Linked DNA regions of Homo sapiens: region 1 is linked to region 2. Evidence: chromatin contacts called from ENCODE Hi-C or POLR2A ChIA-PET data. All regions are on one chromosome and are shown on one strand. The core of a region is the stretch at or near the end of the contact, and the rest is flanking DNA. Distances in the headings are between cores, read along the strand shown. Region 1 has its middle 71 kb from the start of WNT5A. Region 2 overlaps CACNA2D3 (calcium voltage-gated channel auxiliary subunit alpha2delta 3).

Region 1 (3,727 bases), core at 290-2,789, 520 kb before region 2:
GAGCTACTTCTGCCTCACCCTCACTTCTAATGTGTAGCCCATTCATGATCTCAGCTGGAAGTTTGAAGTCTATACCAGGCCTCCCCCAACTCACGCCCCTTGGTGGACCTAAAGCCTCAATTTTAGTTATCATCAGACTCTTGACTTTTGAGCTTCTGGATTCTATGAGGTTTTACAAATCAGCAAACGCCTAGAGAAAAAGTGCTGTGAAACACTAGATTTATCTCAGTGTGCTTTACTTCTCTCTTGGCTCTTAGTTGCGTTAGTATTCCCTGAATGTCTTCCATCAGAGGTTTTCTCATTTTTTATTTTTCTATTTTATGTATTTTATCTAGCTTTTAAAGTTGTTCTTGGCAAAGGGGTTAGTCTAAAGCAAACTAGTTGCCATGAATAAAAGCAGGAGTCCATTGTACTTATTTTTGTCATTACCTTCTACTTTAAGACCAGTGATTCCAGCTTTCCTTTTATATTAATGAGGTAGTTTCCTTTCTAAGTAAATATATTCATTATGAGATGTACAAGTTCTAGCAAATACAACAAATAGTGTAATAAATACTCACTTCCTTACACAGAGTATGTACCCATGTTCAAATAAAGAAAAGTTGACTTAAAGGAAAATAGTAAATAGCAATACAGATGGTACTTGGAGATGGTAAAAAAAAAAATGGTGACAGTGGGGTTCAAACAACTTGTTTTACATGTAGAGAAATAGAAGCTCACAAAGTTATTTGTCTTGCCTAAGGTTACACCGAATATGCATGGTAGAGCTGGATTCAAATCTCTTGGTTCCCAATGCATTACTTTACCTGCTCTAACACATAACTCTGCTCCTAACGGCTCTTCTTCCGCCCTGACTGGCTCTTAAATAGATTTAATTTCTGTAGTTTATTTTCCATTTTGGCCTAAATTCTTCCGTATGCATCCTAAGCCTATTTTTGTAATTGTCTTTTCATTATTAGGTTGTAAAAAAAAAATAAAATTTATAGGCCTAACCCATGAGTAAGTGTGTGTGTGTGTGTGTGTGTGTGTGAGTGTGTGTGTGTGTGATGTCAAATTCCCATCAGATTTTCCTAGCAGTTTCTATATAATGTTTGAACCCATGAGATTCTGCATGATTGATCCTTCTAAATGCTTAGCTCCTTTTAAAACTGAACGCAAAAGAATGACTAGTTCTGTGGAATTTATTGTTACTAAATCTCCTCTCCATTTGCTTAATTGTATTATTTGCCTGGGGGATGCTGTTTAAATGTCGAGCCAAGTCAGCTAAATGAAACATGATCCTGGTGCAAGAAAATAATGATGTGTCTCTTTTGTTAAACAGCAGCCTCCCCCCTCATCTCCAGATGCCTAGAACCACACCCTCATTTTTTTTGGAGGCAAGCAAGGGTGGTGCCCAGCTTGGTCTTGGCTGGTAAGGGCATCAGCCAGGAAGCGAGCAGACCAATGCAGCCTGAACTGGAGCTGGGAGCTGGGGGCAGAGCAGATGCTCAGGCCACTGTGACTGACTGACTCAGACAGGAAGCTCAAGCCATCCCTCTAGTCCTGGACTTAGGCCATGTCTCAACCCCTGCTGAACTGAGCAGCTGAAAACTGAGGCTATAGATTAACCATTTAGCTGGGAAAATGACCAAGGTTGAAGGGAACTTCAAGGGAATCATCTGCTTCCTTCTTATCTTGAAAGGTCATGGGGACTTAGTATTTACAATTTCTAGATTAGTGTTTTTTCAGTCATATCATTACATAACCCTCCATAAACTGGTATCTTTTTCATCTCTTTGACCTTCCCTTTTAGGGTCCTCTGAGGTAAAATGAGAGCATGGGATGCAGCAAAGACCACTCTAGGAATATTTACCAAGTGCCCATTGTGTGCCAGGCACTAGTCTAGGCTCTCGGAGGTAGCAATGAACAAAACAACCAGACTCTCCTTTGTGGAGATGGGGAGGGAAGGGGAGGACAAGAATAGATAAATGAGTAAAATGCATGGATGGCAGTGTGAGTGGAAAGTATTATGGGAAAAAATTAAAATAAGGGAAGGAGACAGGGAGGGCTGGGTGGAACAAGGCTGCTGTGTTAAACAGGGTGGTCACCTTCTTTGAGAAGGTGAAGGGATGAGCCTTGTGGCTGGGGCTTTAGGGATCTTTCATAAGTGCCTTTTGAACCAGTAGCCTTGAGCATTATTGAGTATTAGAATTGTGGTGGCATGCAGTTTCCCAGGCCCCACTCCCAGGGATTCTGATTCCTTTGGTGCAGCCCAGCGCCGGGCAATTTGCTTTTCTAGAAGTCTTATGTGGTGGCCCAAGGCCAACTTTCTTTTTTGATACTGCTTTAAACTTTCTGTACTTTGAAAGCCTGAAACAGAATTATTCCAAGGACGAGGCAATTGTCACATTCCTCATGACAGGGAAATACAGAGAAAGAATTTTCCCATAGACTGCCATCTTGTTGGTGAATACAGTCCTCCATGCATGAAGGAGAGAAATGAGCAATTATTGAGTGCCTGCTGTGTGCTGAGTGCATTCTGCATTTGCTGTTTTGTTGGTCCTCCCAACACTGCCTGGGACTGTGTCCTATAAGCATAGTTAGGCCCAGAGAAGCCAGGCGACCCCCGGCTTTGAAGGGGTAGTCTCGATATTCAGTGCTCATTCCACTTCATGTGAGATTTTGACATGGAGAAGTGAGTGTGCAGGTCTGCTTGGTCTCCTCCCCTAGGCCATCTTTACCAATCTGAGCCCAGTCTTTGCCAAGACTGGCTCCACCCAGCAAGCTGGACTTTCAGTGAAGATTTTTCTCAGGAAAAATGTCTGCTGATTCCTGAGTGCCAGGCATTTGAAAGACTGCTGACTTTCTGAATTAAAGGGGACCTCAGAGATCATGTAGCTACCCACAAGCAGGAAAAACATGTTGTGTCTGCCACCATTCCTTCCCCTTCTCTTGGTACCCCTGGGAAGCAGTAATCAATGGTGGCATCCTTTCTTGAAGAACCCAAAGGCAAACTCAGAGCCGTCTTCAATCCGATGCTTGAGTTAACAGCTGCTGATTTATCAAATGTGGCTTCTAAAGAAGAAACCTATTTTCCATCCATTATCTGAACAGTTCCTTCTTTGACACATCAGGAAGCTAGGGCTCAATAGGGTCAGTTTATTAAAGACACACAGCTAGTTAGTAGGAGGGCTAGATCTCATCCCAGATAATTGCCTTTTTTTTTTTTTTTTTTTTTTTTTGGAGCTACTTTTTTTTTTTTGTTAGGAATCTCACTACTCAAACCCAGGTATGTAAGACATTGGCTATAAACAACTATCAACCGTGATCAGTTTCTGAATCAAGCCATTTTTGCCTTGTGGCAACAACACATCATCAGCTTCTCCCCTGGGAGCTGTGCCAAATTCTGGAAGGCAGCAGAGGGCGAAGGCATGGGTAGTGCCATGGGGTCCTTTCTTGATCATGTCCCAGTGCTACCACCTATCCTCTGGTCTTTAATTATCATCCTTCTGCTGGCATGCTGGTATCTGTCCCTCATCTCATCTGTTCATAAGTCCTGGGTCCTCAGCGCTTGCTGCTAAGTCATCTCCTCTTACCATTTGCAAGTTCCTTTTACATGCAGTTCTCTCTCCTTTAGCTACTGGCCATGTCCCTGCTACTCTCTAAGGATGTGGGATCTTGTCACTATTTTTGTGTCCTGGGATGGAGGGTGTTCTGTGAAGTTGTCTTAGGCTTGGTTTACCCAGCT
Region 2 (3,685 bases), core at 418-2,917:
CCCACTCTGTGGGTCACGTAATGCCACAAAGAATAGAACACACAGTTGTAGGAATTTTTAGCTTCCCAAAGAAATTTTCCATCCATAAAAAAAAAAAGAGTTTTTTTGAGACAGAGTCTCACTCTGTTGCCCAGGCTGGAGTGCAGTGACACAATCTCAGCTCACTACAGCCTTCACCTCCCGGGTTCAAGTGATTCTCCTACCTCAGCCTCCTGAGTAGCTGGGATTACAGGTGTGTGCCACCATGCCCGGCTAATTTTTGTATTTTTAGTAAAGACAGGGTTTCACCATGTTGACCAGGCTGGTCTCAAACTCCTGACCTCAAGTGATCTGCCTGCCTTGGCCTCCCAAAGTTCTGGGATTACAGGCATGAGTCACTGTGCCCAGCTCATCCATAATTTTTTTTGATCTTCACAGTAACCAAAAGAGATCATCGCTCTCACTTTTCAGGAGGACAGAATGAAGATACCCAAGTGAGATAAGCCAGGTACACCTCCCAGCATCCTTACTGTGGTCCTTTGTCTTTTAAATCCATCACAATAACACAGTTATCAGACCAGCAAGGTGTCATGTTTTATTGTTACTGTTTTGCAGCTTTGCTTGTTTCAGTCTCAATGCCAGCAGCAGACTTTCTCAATGAGTATTAGAAAATGAATTCCCTTGTCTCCCCTTGCCTATCTGGATCCTAACAGGAGAAGGCAATGTGTATCTCAGCACCTCTAGTCCTTCCCAGGAACTCGCCCTCTGGAAAAACAATTGTCTGGGGGAAAAACGCTTAAAAAAGTCGTTAAAAATCAAGTTGCAACTATAATCAAACTTCATAGATGATAAATGTGAGTATCAAGAAGGTCAAAGTCCTGGAACAGAATTCAAAGCCAATCTCTTAAAATACCTAAACATTGATTGATCTGTCATTTACCAGACTTGGTTTTGTAAGGTTATATGGTGGGTGTCAGGGCCTCACCTAGCAGAGGCAAACAGCACTGTCAAGCTCCAAGGAAGCACCGCCTCCTTGGACCCCTGATGAGCCAATCCCTCTCAAATTGGCAGCTACTCTGTGGCTTGGTTATTCACCTCCAGGTACCCTGAAGGTTGGGGGTATAATGTTCTGTGGTAACCTCTGAACTCACACACACACACTTGCAAACCACTCTCTAACTTTCTGAATCTTGGGACCCATTTGTCCATGTCTTAACAATCGCTCTTGCTTCAGAGAAAAGAAATAGAAAAAACTTATTAACAGACTCAGAAAAGACTTCACAGTCTACCTACTAGCCCTGGTGAAACACCAGTTTGATGAGTTAAGGGCCCGTGGTTCTCTGAAGATGCAGGGGCTTAGCATCTGGGTACTAGACCTGGAAACTCTCTGCCCACCATCTATCCACGTCTCTTTGGAAGTCCAAGGAGACACTGTCAAACCCCAGCATCCCCAGAGGGCCCACTCCTGGGTGTGGAGCTCTGCAGCCCCTCAGGCTAAGCACAGAGGCAGAGGTTTATTAGTAAAATGTAAACAAACAGGACTTGGAACAGTGACTTTTGTACAGGCAGGAATTCCTCAGCATAGCTGCAGAACAGCTGAACACCCTGAAGCCATTTGTTACGAGATGAGTGTTTCCTCCCTCTGGCGGCTCCCCCAGCAGCCGCACCACCTCCCAGAGTTCTGAAATGACTCATCAGGGCGGGAGAGGACTCCAGGACAGTGGACAGAAGCCAACAAGCCTGAGGAACAAAGGGTGGTGGAAGGGCTAACAGGCAGGTGAAAGCACATGCTGGGGCCCGCATGGTAGAACAGAGAGGAAAAATCTCAATAGGCCTGGGGTGGCCTAAATTATGTTTCTACCAGTAGTGGAATCAAGAAATGAAATAAGCTTCCCTTTGAATGTTCCATTTCAGAAGCTCCCTGGGCCCCTGTAGAGGATCCCTCCTACTTACTGATTGGTGAGCTGCTCAGCCCCGACAAACAGGTTGATTCTGGAGAGGCCCGTGCGAGTGCCGAGGAAGGCAACCTCCACGCCCTTGTCAGAATTTCTGAAACAGAACAACAGACGTCAGGGGGAGGCCTCTAGACAGTAAGCAGATAATACATTGCATTTTAAGACTCACAGAATGTTTTTACCAAATAGCAGTTTTGAAACTTAAACTTTAAAAGAAGATACAGAAACACACACACACACACACACACACACACACACACACACACACGAGCACAGATTGCCAACTTGTATCCCTTACAAAAGTTTTCAAAGTAATACTTGCAGGAAAAATGAAGAACTTCCTGCCAACAAAAGCAGCATGTGAAAAAAATCTACTTCCAACCATACACACATCTTTATTTCAAGGTTCTGGGTGCAAGTTCAAAGAGATCAGGCTAAGAATGGGAAGGACTAGCCAGTTAGGGCTTAGGACTCGCTTTTTGCATTAAAGCTACCAAGTTTATTCTTGGTCTTGAGATCATTTGTGGAATCTGCCATTAAAGCAGCTGAGCCATGGAACCAAGTTTGCAGCATCCCACAGCCTGGAATTCCACGTAGTTGGAATTGGTTTTGACATCCACACAGTTGTGGGGGCCCCAGCTTATCACTTCTACCAGACCACAGGCCTTATTCTCACCACCAACCCCAAAGAGATGTGTAAAGAAATGGCTTCTTCCAATAGCTCTGTAGGAGGCTACACATAGGAACTCTAAGAACGGCCTTGGCAAGGAAAACTAATGTAAAAATTCACTAAATATCATTTTGTTTCAACTTCCAAGGCAAATTCTATATGCTTGAGCGTGTTCTTTAGGAGATTTGCAAGGTATATTTCTCCTATGCAAAAAGCAAATGGCCTTTCTTCACAAACACATAATATTTTTTTTCTTTCTTTTTCTTTTTTTTTTTTTTTTTTTGAGACGGAGTCTGGCTCTGTCACCCAGGCTGGAGTGCAATGGCGCTATCTCGGCTCACTGCAAGCTCCGCCTCCCGGGTTCATGCCGTTCTCCTGCCTCAGCCCCCCGAGTAGCTGGGACTACAGGCGCCTACCACCACGCCTGGCTTATTTTTTGTATTTTTAGTAGAGACAGCGTTTCACTGTGTTAGCCAGGATGGTCTCGATCTCCTGCCATTGTGATCTGCCCACCTCGGCCTCCCAAAGTGCTGGGATTACAGGTGTGAGCCACCATGCCTGGTCCACAAACACATAATTTTATCCTACAATAAATGTATGAAGAGAACACCAATTCTTGAGCTTGTTTCTCTGTCCTAAATGCTACTAGTAATTTGATCCAAAGTATTCTCCACGTTATCTTCAAAGTAAGGTCATTTGGTTACTTGATCTTTGATGAAAGTCAAAATGGTGGATGCTACCTTTAAGTATTTAAGGGCTGAATAAAAACCAAAACAATGCATTTCTGCTTGTAGCCTACACCAAATTGGAAAGCCAGGCTGTCCAATCAGTTACAGATGGTGGACTACAAAGCAAGTTACCATTTTGGAAATCTTTAGTATGTGTTAGGAATGAATCAGCAACCTTTGCTCAAGATTTTGAGTTTCATGAGAGCCGAAAAGAAACACTACAAGGTTTACTAGAGAAAGAAACCCCAGGAAAGGCTCAATTCGTTGCCAGCTTCCCAGGAAATAAGATCCATGCCATGAAGGCAAGCAGTTCAAAGACACCCCTAATAATGAAAATGGCAGTCTCTCTGGGG

What was found. A loop is a pair of places that touch in the nucleus more often than their neighbours do. ChIA-PET counts read pairs that join two places held with the same protein, here RNA polymerase II (POLR2A). Pooled maps may share reads with other maps.
Region 1: a map of PC-9 shows a loop between it and region 2 (12-fold over the local background). The contact joins two enhancer-like sites. A Hi-C loop is called at or near these places in 2 of 168 maps with a recorded cell type or tissue (PC-3 and PC-9) and 2 of 50 pooled maps. POLR2A ChIA-PET finds 5 or more read pairs at or near these places in 3 of 52 experiments (OCI-LY7, PC-9 and WTC11).

What each region holds. Positions count from the first base shown.
Region 1 is chr3:55,414,248-55,417,974 of GRCh38, reverse strand. No RefSeq gene overlaps it. Among named protein-coding and RNA genes, the nearest start is that of WNT5A, 71 kb to the left of the region's middle. Within about 2 kb of position 1,539, at least 3 of the 41 ENCODE cell types and tissues checked have a DNase peak (open chromatin) inside an H3K27ac peak, as active enhancers do; they include PC-3, where a contact is called at or near this core.
Region 2 is chr3:54,889,698-54,893,382 of GRCh38, reverse strand. It overlaps CACNA2D3 (calcium voltage-gated channel auxiliary subunit alpha2delta 3), which reads right to left. Exons shown (of 38, transcript NM_018398.3): 25 at 1,933-2,028. All of the region lies in intron 3 of CACNA2D3-AS1 (CACNA2D3 antisense RNA 1), which reads left to right. Among named protein-coding and RNA genes, the nearest start is that of CACNA2D3-AS1, 9.7 kb to the left of the region's middle. Within about 2 kb of position 1,667, at least 19 of the 41 ENCODE cell types and tissues checked have a DNase peak (open chromatin) inside an H3K27ac peak, as active enhancers do; they include PC-3, where a contact is called at or near this core.